2 separate regions of the Mus musculus genome follow, and region 1 is linked to region 2. A link is a loop called in an ENCODE intact Hi-C map of the cell type or tissue named here. Cell type or tissue: gastrocnemius. All regions are shown on one strand. Links, peaks and the distances in the headings refer to the core of each region. The heading gives the core; the rest is flanking DNA.

The links. Peaks named below come from ENCODE experiments on the same cell type or tissue, not always from the same donor. Only the 100,000 strongest peaks of a DNase experiment are listed, where the experiment ranks them.
Region 1: a loop joins it to region 2, with 6 times the contacts of the local background. A loop is called at or near these places in 2 of 42 quality-filtered maps.

What each region holds. Positions count from the first base shown.
Region 1 is chr14:65,041,362-65,049,380 of GRCm38, reverse strand. Gm52118 (a long non-coding RNA gene) reads left to right here and starts at 2,699. Exons shown (of 4, transcript XR_003951141.1): 1 at 2,699-4,797. In gastrocnemius, for the core only: no CTCF peak of the experiment used is centred there; no DNase peak of the experiment used is centred there.
Region 2 is chr14:65,950,391-65,958,409 of GRCm38, reverse strand. It overlaps Scara3 (scavenger receptor class A, member 3), which reads left to right and starts at 4,666. Exons shown (of 6, transcript NM_172604.3): 1 at 4,666-4,914. The coding sequence starts at 4,908. In gastrocnemius, for the core only: no CTCF peak of the experiment used is centred there; a DNase peak (open chromatin) is centred at 4,599; H3K4me3 peaks cover 2,732 bases; H3K27ac peaks cover 2,632 bases.

The DNA.
Region 1 (8,019 bases), core at 1,722-6,721, 910 kb after region 2:
TCTAGAATCTCCGAGTAGCCGGTAGTTTAACAGAGATGGGTAGGGTCCCATGAGCCCTTCTTCCCCCATCCATGGTTGATGTGGATGTGGCCAGTCTTGTGCAGGCCAGGCCAGGTCGTTAGCGGATGAGTTCATGGCTATGATGGCTGTCATTTTGTAGCCTTTCTCTCTGTCTTTCTGCCCTTCTGTCATGTGCACTGAGCCTTAAGAGTATGTACTATAAGTGTCACTCTCAACACCTTTATCAGCTATAGCTATGTTTTAGTGCTTGTCATTCATAGAGAGAGGCTCTGATTGAGGCTTTTGTCTTAATAGCATTTGTCTGTGGGTCCCTGTGTGGCTCTTTGGAAGGCAGTTTGATACCGCATCAACCTAACTATAGCAGCAATAGTAAGTTACGCCCTAGGGTCTAGGACTCTCCCAGCTATGTTTTTGACCAGGTTTACTGTACCAGCCATAGGTTTTTCTCCCATGGATCAAGAATCAGATCCAATCATAGAGCAGCTGGTTACCCCCATAGCAAGTCATTCCACTGCTGCATATATGGGCACGGCTCACGTGGCAGGTTGGTATTGGTTTACAGAGTTAACAGCTCTTAAGATCTTGATGCTTTCCTCCTGTAGCAGCCCACAAAGTGTTTTCCAGAACTATGAAAGCGAGCCAGCAGAGAGCAAGTTCCAGAGCAGGTTTGGCTTGAGTTTTCTTTTCTTTTCTTTTCTTTTCTTTTCTTTTCTTTTCTTTTCTTTTCTTTTCTTTTCTTTTCTTTTCTTTTCTTTTCTTTTCTTTTCTTTTCTATCTATCTATCTATCTATCTATCTATCTATCTATCTATCTATCTATCTATCTAGTATATGAGTACACTGTAGTTGTCTTCAGACACACCAGAAGAGGGCATCAGATCTCATTATGGGTGGTTGTGAGCTACCATGTAGTTGCTGGGATTTGAACTCAGGACCTCTGCAAGAGCAGTCAGTGTTCATAACCACTGAGCTATCTCTCCAGCCCTTGGCTTGATTTCTGTAGCTCTTATAACCAAAGTGTGTGGTGTCTTCAGCACTAGGGTCTTACCATGGGCAGCCATGAGGGGTGTCAAGAGCTTGTATTAGTTTAGGGGCCTCTGAGGTCTCCCTGACCATCAACTGGTAACTAGCTCTAGGAGCAGTCCTAGCTAGCTATGTAGCACATCTTCCTTCTAACAGTCTCTGCGTTAAAGACAGGGTTTTATTCTGTAGTCCTGGCTGGCTGCAACTCATGTTGACCAGGCTGGCCTCCAGTACATGGATCCGTCTACCCCTGCTTCTGCTGGGATTGAAGGCATGCGCCACTACACCCAGCAATAATTCTATCTTTATTTGATACAAGATAATAACTTTCCATGTGGCTTTTTCATAACCCTTTGCTTGAGTTACCACCATCCCCTTTATTGCCATGTACACCATTTAGGTGTAGTCCCTGTATGAAATCTGGTGTGGTGGTGTATACCCTTTTAATCCTAGACACTGGGAGGCAGAGGCAGGTGGATCTCTGTGAGTGCAGTGAGATCCTGCCTCCAAACAAACACTTTGGAAAAGGTTATCCTTTTTTCTCTTATATCTCAACAGAACTAAGGAAACACACACACACACACACACACACACACACACACACACACACACACACACACACACACACGTTGGTATGGAGGCTCAAAGTTGACCTTGATATTGTCCCCCATTGCTTTTTGTTTTGTCTTCTGAGTCGGGGTCTCTCACTGAAGCTCACTGATTGGCTAGACCCTGTTTGAAGCAGGGTTTGTTGTTTCAGCTACTCTGAAATTTTCCTGCCTTAGGAATGCTGGGATCACAGATATGAGCATGGTGTCTGGCTTGATAGAGGTTCTGGGAGTTGAATTTAGAATCATCAGGCATGTGAAGCAAGCACTTTTTTTTTTAATTAGGTATTTTCCTCGTTTACATTTTCAATGCTATCCCAAAGGTCCCCCATACCCACCCCCCCAGAAGCAAGCACTTTTACATATTGAGCCATCTTGCTGACTCTAAATTCAGTTTTTCTTTCTTTTCTTTTTTTAAAAAGATTTATTTATTTTATGTATATGAGTATACTGTAGTTGTGCAGATGGTTGTGAGCCATCATGTAGTTGCTGGGAAATAAGATTTATTTATTATTATATGTAAGAACACTTGTAGCTGTCTTCAGACACACCAGAAGAGGGCATCAGATCTCATTATGGGTGGTTGTGAGCTACCATGTGGTTGCTGGGATTTGAACTCAGGACCTTTGGAAGAGCAGTCAGTGCTTTTAACTGCTGAGCCATCTCTCCAGCCCCCAGTTTTCCTTCCTTCCTTCCTTCCTTCCTTCCTTCCTTCCTTCCTTCCTTCCTTCCTTCCTTCCTTCCTTCCTTCCTTCCTTCCGTTTTTTGTTTTTTCAAGACAAGGTTTCTCTGTGTAGCCCTGGCTGTCCTGGAACTCACTCTGTAGACTAGGCTGGCCTTGAACTCAGAAATCCGCCTGCCTCTGCCTCCCAAGTGCTGGGATTAAAGACATGCGCCACCACTGCCCGGCCAGTTTTTCTTAAAATGATTCAAGAGTGTGTGTGTTTCATGTCTCTATATATGTGCATATGTGTGCCTGGTGTCCTCAAAGGTCAGAAGAGGGCTTTGGACCCTTTGGGACTTGAGTTACAGATGGGTGAGCTACTAGATGGGTGCTGAGAATCGAGCCTGGGTCCTCTGCAAGAGCAACAAATGATCTTACCCACTGAGCAGACTCTCCGGCCTGGGATTCAATTTAAGATCAGGTTGTCTCTTACCGAATGAGTTCTGATCCATAGTCATTGCTCTGACATAAAGCACTTCCTAATATTTTCCCAGCGTTCCCCTTCCTTGTCTTCTGTCCCTTCAGCATCTGCAGTCCCTCCTTTTGTAGATGACTGATATTTTAAGGGCTGTGGGCTCTGTAGTGACACCTGCTCTTTCACTCCTGAGAGGGACAGGCTGTCCCCTTATCTGTCAGTCCAGTGAAAGGTGAGCCACCGCCTGCTGTCGCTGATCTGCCCTCACAGCCTCAGGCTGAGTTTCCTCTCAGTTTATTTCTCTTCTTGTTACTTTTGTTTTTCTTCTTAGGTTTTACTTTTGTTCTTTTTATAGTTTCTGGAGGTAAAACTTTGGGTTCATTTTAGGCCTCCGTTTTATATGATAATTTGTCTTCCTTAACCCTTTGAGATGGAGTCTCACTGCATTGTCCCAGCCTGTCCTAGCCTCTTGTCATTGTGAATACTTCTGTGCATGTATGTATATATGTGTGTGTGTGTGTGTGCATATACATAGAGAGGGCAGAGATCAAATTTGTGTTGTTCATTTGGAGCTATCAACTTGTTTTGTTTGTTTGTTTGCTTGTTTGTTTTTGAGTCAGTGTCTCTCACCGGGCCTTGGGGCTCAATTAGTAGGGCTGTCTGGCCATTTAGCCCCATGGATCTCCTGTTTCCACCTCCCTCATGCTGAGATTACCAATACAAGCTGTCATATCCCCATGGTCTCTGGGGACACAGTTATGTTCTCATGTTTGCATAGCAAGCACTTTACAGACTAAACTACCTCCCCAGCTCCAGTTCAGAATAAGTTTTTAGTTCACTGGGGAATGTCTTTTTAACCCACAAGTTATTTTTATTAGCATGCTTAATTTCTATGAATATTTGTAGGCTTTTAAAGTACAGGTTTATAAAATTTGAATTTAATTCCACCCCGGTGAATGTTGTGTGGATAATCTCAGATATAGTAAGATTGTGTGGCACACAGTCTTCAGATAAAAACACGACATGCTCTAGTTGAAGACTATGTCATCTGCAGCTAGAGAACTGTGTCTAAGAGTTGCGGCCTGGGTCACAGCTGTAGAGTTCTTTTTGGCTCATTTATAAATTCACTGCTTTGGTTGTTTTTGTAATTAGTCATCGAATCTCCAGCTCTATAGTTGCCCCTCAGCACTGTTGATACATGGCCGTGATTGTATCTCCCTGATGAACCATCATTTCCGGCAATATCACCCTGTGGTCTATTTAGCTGGTACACTGCTGTTCACATGGTCTGTCTTCTCACATCCAATCGCTTTCATCCTGTTTTAAATGCGCACTTCTTGTAGGCACTCTATAGTTGTGTTTAATGTTTAAATTGATCTGCAGAGTTGGGTTCTCTTAAGAATCTTTCTTCTGGGATCTTTTCTGAGTAGTAGCTAATGCTTGCCTTGCACTCTGTGTTTATTCACATAGGTAAGGGGCTTACCCCCGGAAGCCCTCGCTCCCTGCACAACAGTGTCTGCCCCCACCATGGGAACGTGGCCATCTCCTCCCTTTTAGTTCAGCATCTCTGGGTGGGCTGCCTTGTCCATGAGCTCCACTTCCCCTTGGTTTTGGTGTGTGTGGTGGTATTCATCTACCTACCCAACGTTCTATCTTCCTCCTCCACTCTAGCCCGTACAGAACGTTTGTCTGGAGTTTAAACATGGGGTTGTGCCTGGAGGGAGCTATTACACTGTCACTACTCTGGTCACCCGATCCTGGCATCAGGATTCACAGACCTTCCCACAGCACAGCACAGCACAGCACAGCACAGCACAGCACAGCACAGCACAGCACAGCACAGCACAGGAACTGGGTTGGTTGTTGTCGTTTTAAAATCTTTGTAGGTCATGTGATTTCCCCCTCTCTTTACGCTTTAAACTGTTCTCAGTGTGTGGCTAGCTTTGGCTTGCAGGCAGCTTACCAAGCTCATCGCGTATTGAGTCAGGAAGTCATTTTAGAGCACAGGTGAGTGACAGGGAGCTTAATAGTGATGAAATGTATGAAACCTAGAAACTGATCACCAGAAATGGTAAGCTGAGCTGCGATTCCTTAATTTTTAAAAAGTTGGCTGTGTTTACATGTTAGGAAGACACATGCCACAGTGCACAAATGGAGATCAGAGGGCAGCGTTCGGGAACTGGCTTTCTTCTTCCGCCGTGTGCTTCTCAGGGACTGAATGCAGTTGTTAGGGTTAGTCAGTCTTTAGCGTGGGCTTAGAATTCTTTTTTTTTTTTTTTTTTAAGATTTATTTATTTATTATATGTAAGTACACTGTAGCTGTCTTCTTTTTTTTCCCCCTCTCAGACCCTGCTCACTCACTGTAGCTGAGTTCAGACATCCCAGAAGAGGGCATCAAATCTCATTACAGATGGTTGTAAGTCACCATGTGGTTGCTGGGATTTGAACTCACGACCTTCAGAAGAGCAGTCGGCGCTCTTAACCGCTGAGCCATCTCTCCAGACTGGGGCTAGAATTCTTAAACATTTCTGAAAGTATCTTTATTTTCAAACCCCATGAGGTCTGCGGAATGAGCTCCTCTGCCCTTCAGGAGAACCCTTGGCTCCACTGAGATAAAAGTTACAGAGAAAGTGCAGGGCACAAAATATAGTTGCAAGGGCTTAATCTGTGCTTCCCGGTGGCTGGAAGGACAGGATTATAGGTTGGGAAGGTCTCTGTGTATAAAATGAAAGGTCGTCACTTTTAAAGTATAAAAGCACTGCAGTTAATCAGGAAATGTATTTTAAAATTTTGAGATATGGTCACATCTTAAACAGATGAGGCTGGAAACCTCTAGTTCTCCCAGGCTAGCCTTGAACTTAAGAGAAATACTTTTGCCTCAGCCTCCTAAGTGTTAGAATTGCAGCTGTGAGCTACCCCTGACTAGCAAGCATTTTAGATGGTAATATGTACACTATAAAGATTATTAAGTTGGACCCAAGCGCCTGCCCCAGCCATGCTGGGCCCAGCAGCCCAAAGAAAGACCCAAGCACCCATCTCGGCCACACTTGGCTGGGGAGGGAGGCCGAAAGACACCCAAGTACACACCAAGGGAGCCAGTATGAAGCATACATGTGTGACAGAGAGATGGGAAAGATGAAGTACTCAGTGGAGAGATGGAAGAGGAAGGAAGGAAGGCTGTAGAGAAAGGTGGAAATGGTGATCTGATCATGGTGAGGAGCAGGCGGCCTGAAGAAGCCATGGTGAGGTCCTGGCTCAGGCTGCTGCCAAGAGCCATCCTGGGTCTGTGGCCCAAGTTACTACCAAGGGACAACTGGATGTCTGAGGGCCACACTGCTAGGGGGAGTGGGGAACCCATGTGGAGCAAGTGGCCTGTGCTGCCACCACCTGAGGCCATGGGGACATCCCAGCCCAGGATGCTGGGTGGGTGGGGTGGATCTTTGGTCCTGTCACAATCGGGGTCTGTTTTGATGTCCCAGGCCCATGTTACCAATCAAAGGCCATGCAGATGACGCTGGTCTGGACTGTTGACTGAGGCACTGTGCTGACCTGGCCACCACACCCAGGAGAATTGGCTCTGCCCCTCACCCAGGCAGCACAATTCCCTTTGATGTTGGGGGTAGGGTAGGGTGGGAAGCTCAGGTGATCTGGCCCCAGGGTATGAGTACAGGAGAGCTGGCCTGGCCACCCACCTCATTGCCATGGGGTGGGGGTTGGGGTTGGGGTGGGGGAGAGATGTGTGCTCCCACCCCTCACTGGCTGCAGCACTTGGGAGAGGCCCTGCACCTTGCCTGGGCAGCACAGTAGAGCTGACCCTAGTGATGAAGGTGCTGGTGAGCCAGTCCCCAGGGCATGAGAGCAGAAGAGCTGACCCTCTCTCTTGGCATCTGCAGCACTGGGTGTGCTAGCTGGGGCGATGCTAGCTGGGGCGATGCTGGACAGTTCACCCTGGTGGTGCAGGGGCAGGAGAGTGGCCAGGCTGACCAACTCAGGGCTCCGAGTTGGCCAACCACAATATCTAGGTGGAGCTTGTGAAGGGGCCAGTCCTGTAGGCCCAACGCTACAGTATCTCCATGACACAGGGCAACAACGGGACGTACCAGAGTCCAGGTGAGGACCCAGCATTAATGGTGTAGCAGGACCCAGAGGCCTTGAAACAGACTCATGGCAGTGAACATTTGCACATGAAGAAGTGTGGACAAAAGGGCATGCTGTGACACACTAAAGCTTCCATGATTTTTTGTTTTATTTATTTTTTTAAAATCTATCTTATATTCTTTTGTGGGGAAGGTTGCAAGGGCACATGGTGACTATGCAGGGACAGGGAGATGAGTGGGAATGGGACGCATGATGTGAAATTCAAAGAATTAAAAATTAGAAAAATAGATTAGGTTGCTATTCACCTGTGGTTGACACACAGTCTGGGGTTACTGGAGTGTACAGGGGTGAAGTCCTGTGAACACAGTAACTTGAGTCCCTCCACTCCACCCCTGCCTCTAGTACCTGTGTGAGAGAGACAGGCAGAGTTACTGCTGCTCAATGACAAGACCTGGGTAAAGACACCGCTCAGACACTCACGGTCCTAAGGTGCAAATGCTGAAACACATGTAAAGCCGTTGCACAGGGCACAAGCCACCTGCGGCTCAGTTCTGTAAGGCCCATCCAGATTCAGCTGTTGCTTTGTCCAGAGCCAGAGTCGGTTGCTTTCACCCTTGGCTAAGGTTCAAAATAACACATCGATGTAGTACCCCACTGGGGAGAGCCTGAAAACGTACCACCTACCTTCCGTTAGGTGGCTGAAAGCACAAGCCAGCAGCCTGTCCTGCTGCCTGGTATCTGAGAAGGAGAGTCATCCGTTTTATTACCAGGTAGCTTCGCTCTTCAGTGCACCATCACAGTGAGGGAACCTGTTGGTCGTTCACTGTTATCTGGAAAAGTCAACTCCTGCCTTTTAAGGATAACCGTGAGGCTGTGGGCTGGAAGCTGTGGGGATGAGGGGGTTATGTGCCCTTGCCTGAGAGGAATAGACTAGGAGTCCCGTCTCCTTGGCCTGAGCCTCACACAGGATGCAGAGAGGGCAGGAGCCACAAACTGCCTATTTTTGGGACATTCACTCAAACTCTGTATTTCAGGCCCCACATCCAGCTGTGAGGAAAGACGACTCCAGTGTGGGAACTCTAGCAAAGCCCCAAAACCGCAAGGGAAGAAATGTCGGCTCTTTTGAAGATG
Region 2 (8,019 bases), core at 1,881-6,880:
CCATTTGCTATGATAAAATACCCTGACAAAAGCTACTTCAAGGAGGAAGGGCTTGCTTTGCTTGAGACTTGAGGGCATAGGCTATTGTGTGGAGAAGGCACAGCGACTGCAGTTTTAGATCCCTGGTCACAAAGCCGAGAGCTAAAGGCCAATGCTCCATCTCACTCACCGTTTTGTTTAACGTAATATTCTTATTGCTTTTGGGGAATCTTACACCGTGCCCCCCAATGGTACTCACCCCCCAGACCTCCCATATCTACCCTGCACACACAGAGAAGAGGAGGAGGGGGGGGAGGGGCAGGGGGAGGGGGAGGGGGTGAGAAATGAAGTCAATTGTGAGTTGTTCATACATTCACCAAAGCATTGTCAGACTCCTAGTGGCCAGCCTTTCCAGGGAAGCTGAACCCTTCTCCACCAGCAACCCCTGACCCCCCCGTTTGTTTGTTTGTTTGTTTGTTGTTAGGTTTTTTTTTTTTTTAATTCTTGATGGTTTCCTCTCTAGGCTATTACTTTGGGGAGGTAGGGGTTGTCACAGAAGCCTTTTGGGTTCCTTTTCCTCAACTGTGTCTGCAGTCATGATAGCTTCCTTGTGCTTCAGTCAGTGGGAGCCCGGATGCTAGGCTTCCACGTGGCTTCTGCCAACAGCTGGACCATGAACATCCACTTGTCTCCAACTTCAGAATGAACCTGACCTAACCTGGCCTGACCTGACCTCTGCCTGGTCTGTGTGTGTGTGTGTGTGTGTGTGTGTGTGTGTGTGTGTGTGTGTGTGTGTCTGCCTGGTCTGTGTGTGTGTGTGTGTGTGTGTGTGTGTGTGTGTGTGTGTGTGTGTGTACTTGTGTGGAATACATTGCTTTAATTACATAGATTTTTTTTTCCTTTAAAAGATTTTTCAATTCTTGCATGTGGAATTGTTGTATGAATTTTAAAATGACATTGCCCAGTTGAAAAAGAGGTAATTGTAATTGCATTTAGTCTACACTTTATCTTGGAGATAATTACGTTTTTATAATCTCTTCTCCTGTCGAGGTATGTAATATGCCTGCAAGCATCTTAAACTCTTATTGTTATTTGCTTTTAGTTAACAGACTAGTGATCTTGATGACATTTTTACATCCTCAGGTCTTTGTAGAGTACATCCATGGCGTGGACCAGGTCTTTGTTCAGCACATCCATGGCGTGGATCTTACATACCCATTAGTGCATACACAGTGTGATCAGGTACCTTGAGTGGAACTGGCCACATTCACATAACTTTACATACAGTATTTTTACATTTGTTCCACTTTCTGTACTTATTGTTAGTCTCTTACTATGTCTAACTCATAAGTTAAGCTTTACCTTAGTCTATGTTTAGGAACAAACATAGTATATCTGTGGTTTGTGTTGTCTCTGGTTTCAGGCATCCACAGCAGCCCTGGAGACCCATTCCCTGAGCATGAAGCAGGGCAGCTAGATGTGCGTCCTATTGGTTCTCTGCAGAGCTCTGAGTAGCATCCATTGACAGTGTCCCTTGCACAAGTTGAAGAGGCTGTAGATGTGGCAACACTGCTCCCTTTGGTAATCAGGAGGAAGGGAGAGACTGCGAGGACCTGTGAGGCTTCGTTGTCAGGTAGCAGGCAAAGTGGAAATGCTGCCTGAGGGCCTTTCCCCATGTAGGGTGTGAGTGTGCAAGAGAGGGGTGAGCACTGGGGTCTCAGTGAACCAGAGGCGGCAGAGGATCACAGAAGCTCGGAGGAAAACTGAGGATAGAGTTTTGCCTCAAGCAAAAGAAATCTGGAGCCCGTGGAACTCACTAAAAGGCTTGAAAGCAGAGGTTTGGCAGTACTTCTCAGGGGCACTGGGCTTTCATAAATCCCTGGCACATCTACCATTATGGTCATATTTCTCCCTGGAGATGAATTTGCCTTTAGCCATCTCCTTTGACTTTCAATGTAGGTATGGCCTGTGTGCACACGCACAGCCATCCTCAGCCTTCCATAGCTAGAATGAAAATGGTACCAAACAGTTCCCCCTCCCCTCTCTAGTTGCTGCAAGCCTCTTCTCTGGCTTCTGTGCTTTCATCATCCCCAGGGGCCTTGATGTAAATATCCTCAGACCCAGAAAGGCACTGGGAGAGGTTCCCTGCTCCCTCGTGCAAGGGTGAGGCCATCTGCCCACCAGCTACAGAAAACATGGATTAAAATGAAGAGCTCCTTTTAAAACTCACTGTGTCCACAAATATCTAAGCACTTTCCATCATGCTTTAACAAGTATTGGATTTAGCCTGCCCAGGTTCAAGTCCCACCATTCCGCCTTACTAGCAAGCCTTTCCATGAAGACAATGGTGGTATTTACTTCACAGGATTGCTAAGAGAGTGTGTAGTCTATCTGGTCAACTCGACAGGACCTAGAATCACCAGGGAATCAAACTTCTGTGGGTGTCTATAAGGGTGCTTCTGTAGAGGTTTAACTGAGGTCAGAAGAACCAACCCCAAGTATGGCTGGCATCATCCCAGGGCCCGGGATCCTGGATGGAACAAAAAGGGAAAGAAAGAGAAGCTGAGCTGAGCGTCCGCATCTGGCTCTCCCTGCTTCTTGATCGCAGACACAATGCTTACATGTGATGTGATACCTCCAACAACCAATGCCTCACCTTCCAGTGGCCACAGCCGGAGAAGCCACTGCTCTTGACCCCTCTGTGATAGACTGTATGCTCAACCCAGGAGCCCAAACAAACCCCCTTTTCCTTAAGGTGTTTTATCCCTATTTCATCACAGCAACAAGGAAAGTAACTAATACAGAGGGTCAAACAAGTGAATAAACGGGCAACCACCAAGACGAGTCTCTTCGGATGGAAGGAAGGATGGATGGATGGATGGATGGATAGATGGATGGATGGATGGATGGATAGGAATGTCTAATTGGTGCCTCCAAAGAAGTGCCCCTGATACAGGCTATGATTCTCAGAAACCCTGACTCGTGTGGCAGACTTAGTGTCCTAGCCTCTCTCCCTTCCGGTAGTATGTTTCTACTAGTACAGTTGGGGTGCACACTTCACAATCTGTGAACTTCCCAGGGCAAGGGCAAGCAGACTGCAGGCAAAGGAGCTTAGCTCTCTCTGGTCTGCTGGCTGAATAGTAGTCTCTTCCTCCACCCAATCCCCACCCTTAGCACTTTAGTCCAGTCTTTTTTCTTCTTCTTCTTGAGACAGGGTTTCTCTGTATAGCCCTGGCTGTCCTGGAACTCACTTTGTAAACCAGGCTGGCCTCGAACTCAGAGATCCGCCTGCCTCTGCCTCTCAACTCTGGGATTAAAGGCGTGAGCCACCACGCCCAGCATTAGTCCAGTCTTAACTGAGGAAGACATGCAGGGAAGGAGTAGACAGCAGGGCTGTTAGCAATCAGTGTTACAGGGGTGGGTGTGAGTCCTGAGGCAATAAAGAACAGCAACAGGACACATGTTAGAAATAGAGCTTTTTTAGAAAAGAAAAGAAAAGAAAAGAAAAGGAAAGGAAAGGAAAGGAAAGGAAAGGAAAGGAAAAAGAAAAGAAAAGAAAAGAAAAGAAAAGAAAAGAAAAGAAAAGAAAAGAAAAGAAAAGAAAAGCTCACACCCCTATCCAGCCCCACCAAGAATGGGAGTAAGCTGAGGGAACTACCCCAAAACATGTTGGACCAAGAGGTCATTTACCTAACACAATTTCTCCCCGTGTCAGGGATGCCCAGGTGGTGGTCAGGAGGTGGGGGGGGGGGGGGATGGGGATAGGGAGTGTGAGGAATAGGGGGGTGGGAACCAGCTCTCCTCTGCCAGTTGGCTTCCTTAGTGTTGCTGTTGATGTTACCACCATCTCCAATCTCCATCTTCAGCCAGGAGACCAGGCTGGGTTGTCCTCCCTCTGGAGGTCCTGACCTTTGCCATCATAATGTCCGCCACATCTCCGTGCTGTTGCTTAATTGCTGGCTTTCTGGTCCTTACCGACAAGTGTTCCTCACCTTCTCCCAGAACTTGGGGCAGGATCTGGAAGTTGGGAGGTGACCAACCGACCAACCGCTGAATGTGTGGTTAACATATGCTCACTTAACACAAAATGGAGCTTTTATGGGGGTTTTTATGACAAGAGTCAACTTCAAGTCTGAGGCGGCTTTCCCTCTAGGGTCCTTTACACCAGTGGCCCAGCCACATGTAGCAGGATTTGGGAGTGCTCAGGGCCCAGTTCTCCCTTGCAGATAAGAAATTCAACATTACTGAACTTAGCAGTGGCAGAACCATAGCAAGCAAGCCCTGTCAACTAGAGACGACCAGGTTAAGAGGAGGCTTGCAGTGCAGAGGTGTACGGATGTGGAGAGCACAGACCAGAGCAAAACCAACAGTTGGCAGAAGGCTGATGCCCAAGAATTCTTGCTCCTCCCGGTCTCTCTGCTTTATAGCCAGGCAAAGGAACTATACAGGACTGAAATCCAGGGTCCCGGTCCCCGCCCACCACAACTGTAACCACGCTTTCCCCCGGGGTGGGGAACCCTCTCGCGCACCCAGCCCCACGCATCAGGGGCACAAAGGGCCCTGGCAGCGGCAGTTTTGAAAATATCAAGGAAGTTGATCTGGGCCGGGGCCCAAGCGGTGACGACGAGGGAGGGCGGGAGGCGGAGGGAGGGATGCGCGCGAGGCCAGGACTGCGGGGCGCGGGGCAACACAGCTCGCCGGGCTCCGGCGGGCAGCGTGGTGTCCCCAGCCTGCGACCCCCGGGATCCTTCTCCTGCTTCGCCGCCCGAGCAGCGGCACAGCGCCGCATGTGTCCCCACCCAAGCCTCAGACCCGCGGGCCGCACTTAGGGGCCGCGGTCGGTGCCTGGGGAGGACCCCGGCTTCCCGCTCCATCCAAGGCTACTCGAGCGCCGCGGGGGCCCTGCAGAGGCCCGCGCAGAAGGGACCATGAAAGGTAAGCAGACTCCCCGGGAGCATAGAGAACATCCATCCTTCCTCCCAAGACAAGGGCCGGGCCAGGGCACCCTGATGCCTGGGCTGCAGGAGGGCTGAAAGTCCCCATAATAGATATTACAGGTCAGGGCCCCTGACTTTTTAAAAAAACTATCCTTCAGGAGATAGTGAGGAGGGATGGGGTAGGGTCGGAAGGGGACAGGAAGAGCCCTAAGTCCGGAGAAAGAGAGGAAGGGTGAACCATCACACAGGGCCCTTGCAGCAACCGGCCTCACCGCCATTGCTCTCCTACCCCTTAAAACAAATTTAAAGTTCCGAGAAGATTCGGATCCAGTTCCCCAGTGAGCACAGAAGGATGCTTGGTTGTGGATCACAGCTGAGGTCCCATCCCAGAGGCTCCCGCAGACCCTCCCCAGGTGTAAGCTGCTTCTCTTACCAACTCTGTCCCCTTCCCTCGCTATCAGACCAGTCGGAGCCCCACTATCTGACACTCCCTGACCTCTGACTTGAGGACAGAGCAACTGAGCAAGCCCTGAGGGCCAGACAGACATGGAATGGAAGTAAAAACCCTTCTTGGTTCCAAGCTGTACCTCCCGGGTACCGGAGAGCTCCCTTCCAGGTCATGAGGTTTGGGGTACTCGCTCTGGTGCCTTTTGGTAACTCTCCCCTAGCAGCCGAAGGAGAACTTCCACCACCTCTAACTTCCTCAGAGGGCCCGTGGGATGGTGTTCAGGGCTTCAAAGCTCTACTTTCGGGGGGAGTGGGGGTTGATGAAAAGTGACAGTTGTGACAGGAGATCAGGCCCCATTTGTCAAGCCTGCTTCAACTGGTGCAGTGGTGGTTTGTCTCTCTGGTGTCCAAGGATTGGGTATTCCAGAGGAAAGGGCCTGGCAGACAAATCTCTGACTGGTCCCATGTGCCGCTCATTCAGTACTCCCACAGGACCCACACTTGGTCCTGTGATGGTGCCACTGATGGAATCTTGAAATGCATAATGTTTTAAACAAGGACTCTCCCCACCCTCCTCTTTCATTTTGCATCGAGTCCCTGGAATTCTGCAGCTAGTAAAATAGAATAGCAACCTGTTACCACTCATTGCCAGCTAAAGGGTCTAGAGCCCTGGCTCTGCCCTCCGGTCCAGAAGAGACTGATGTTTTTCTGTTCCCTTCCCTCTGGCCTCTGGCACCTTCTGCCCATGCTTTCCCATAGCCTCGAAGGGTCTAAGGTTGACCAGGGTGAACGGAGCAGTTATAACCAGCCCTGGCGTGTTCCCTTGGCAGGTGGGGAGGAGTCTCACCCATGGGCCCCTGCTTCTAGCCGCTTCATCACTGAATCTCTCTCCCCCTCTCTGTAGCCCTGGGACAGGCTCTTTTCTGAAACTTCCGAGGACACATATGACTGTAGTCCACAGGGCCACAGGCTGCCCTGAACCTTGCAGATGATGCTAAGATGCTGCACTTTTCAGAGTGCTTTGACCCATCTCACTGCAGATAAGATAAGAGGCAGAGGTGGGGCTGAAAGCCTGAGTGAGGACCAGAGCTAGTGCGGATGGACATGTCTTAGGTCCCCAGGACAGATCTGAGGCAATCAGAACTCCTGACTTCTCCCATCTTCCTGCTTCCCCCAGACTCCAGGAAAACTTCCCTCCACAAACCTCAGGGTATCTCTTCAGAAACCCCAATGATTTCCTGTGACACCCCAGGGCCTCGAGGGGTGGCAGAGCTGCCAGGGGGGAAAATGACTGGTTCCCAGCATGCCCCGCTCCGCAGCAGCCAGAAAGGGCTGACACCATCTTCTATGATGGGAAAGGTCAGGGTAGATTGAAAAAGCAAATATTTGGCCTCTGGGATCTTCAGAGTAGAGCTTTTTTTCACTGGAGTGTGAAAGGCATGGTGGCCCCTCAGCCCCTAGAGGGAGGGGATACACTTTCCAAAGAGGCCCTTCCCCAAGGGAGGCTGGGTTTTCTGGCTCCTCCAAGGCCCCACCAATCTTCAATTACATCTGCTGGCAAAAAAATCCACAGTCCCCCACTCAAAGCTAACAGTGATGTGATGTTTTGTGGAGAGAGGGAACGATGATGAGGATAGAATTTAAACCAGAAGACAGACTGACAGCACCCCAGTGTCAGGTCCCTGCTCCGGCAGCCCAGAGCTGTTTCTGCTGATGGTGGATGGGGAGGTGGGGTTCATGCCTGACAGTGGCTGGCCGGGCCTCCCAGCCAGCCATGTCTTTTTATGTAAGCTGGCACCTGGCCTCTGTGACACATAAGCCTAAGAGCAAACAGCTGCCACCAGTCTCTTGGTGACAAGCCCACCTCAGAGTTTCCCACTGACTTGTGAGCCATTAACAGCCACCTGTGACAGGGCTTGAAAGGAAAGCTCTCCCGGAGCCTCCAGAAGTAGCCTGGCTGGCTATAACAGTCATCTGCAACCCACATGAGTTCACCAGTTCTGGTTCTGTCATTTCCATCTCTGAGTCCCCGTGCTCCTCACTAGTGCTCCCTGAGGATGGAGAACTCTGAGCTCCAGTACCACTTGGTGATATGGTGGATGGCGGTGGGAAGCTTGGTGATATGGTGGATGGCGGTGAGAAGCTTGTGTTTGGTGTGCATCTTTGACCCTCAGAGCCAGGCTCCACCCTCTCCCCAGTACTAGAGGAGCAAGCCAGTACCCAAAACTGAGAGAGGATCCTGAGCAAGCCAGTACCCAAAACTGAGAGAGGATCCTGAAACACAGAGCAAGGGCAGGCAGGGAGGAAAGAAGGCTGCAAAAACTCAGCCTACGGGGCTGGAGAGACAGTTCAGCAGTTAAGAATGATGGCTGCTCTTCCAGAGCACCGGGGTTTGATTCCTAGCACCCACATGGTGACTCTGTAACTCTGTAACTCCAGTTCAGATTTGATGCCCTCTTCTGTCCTCTGCATGCACAAAGCACACACATGGTGAACAGTCCTACATGTGGGCTGCTTTGCCTACATGTATAAAATAAAAATAAATTAGTCAAACAAAAACACAGTCCTGTGATTGACATTTGATTTTGGCCCAAAGGCTGAGAACCGATCTGCCTTGGTAAAGAAAAGCTTGCCTTGGCAAAGTTTGTTTATTCGT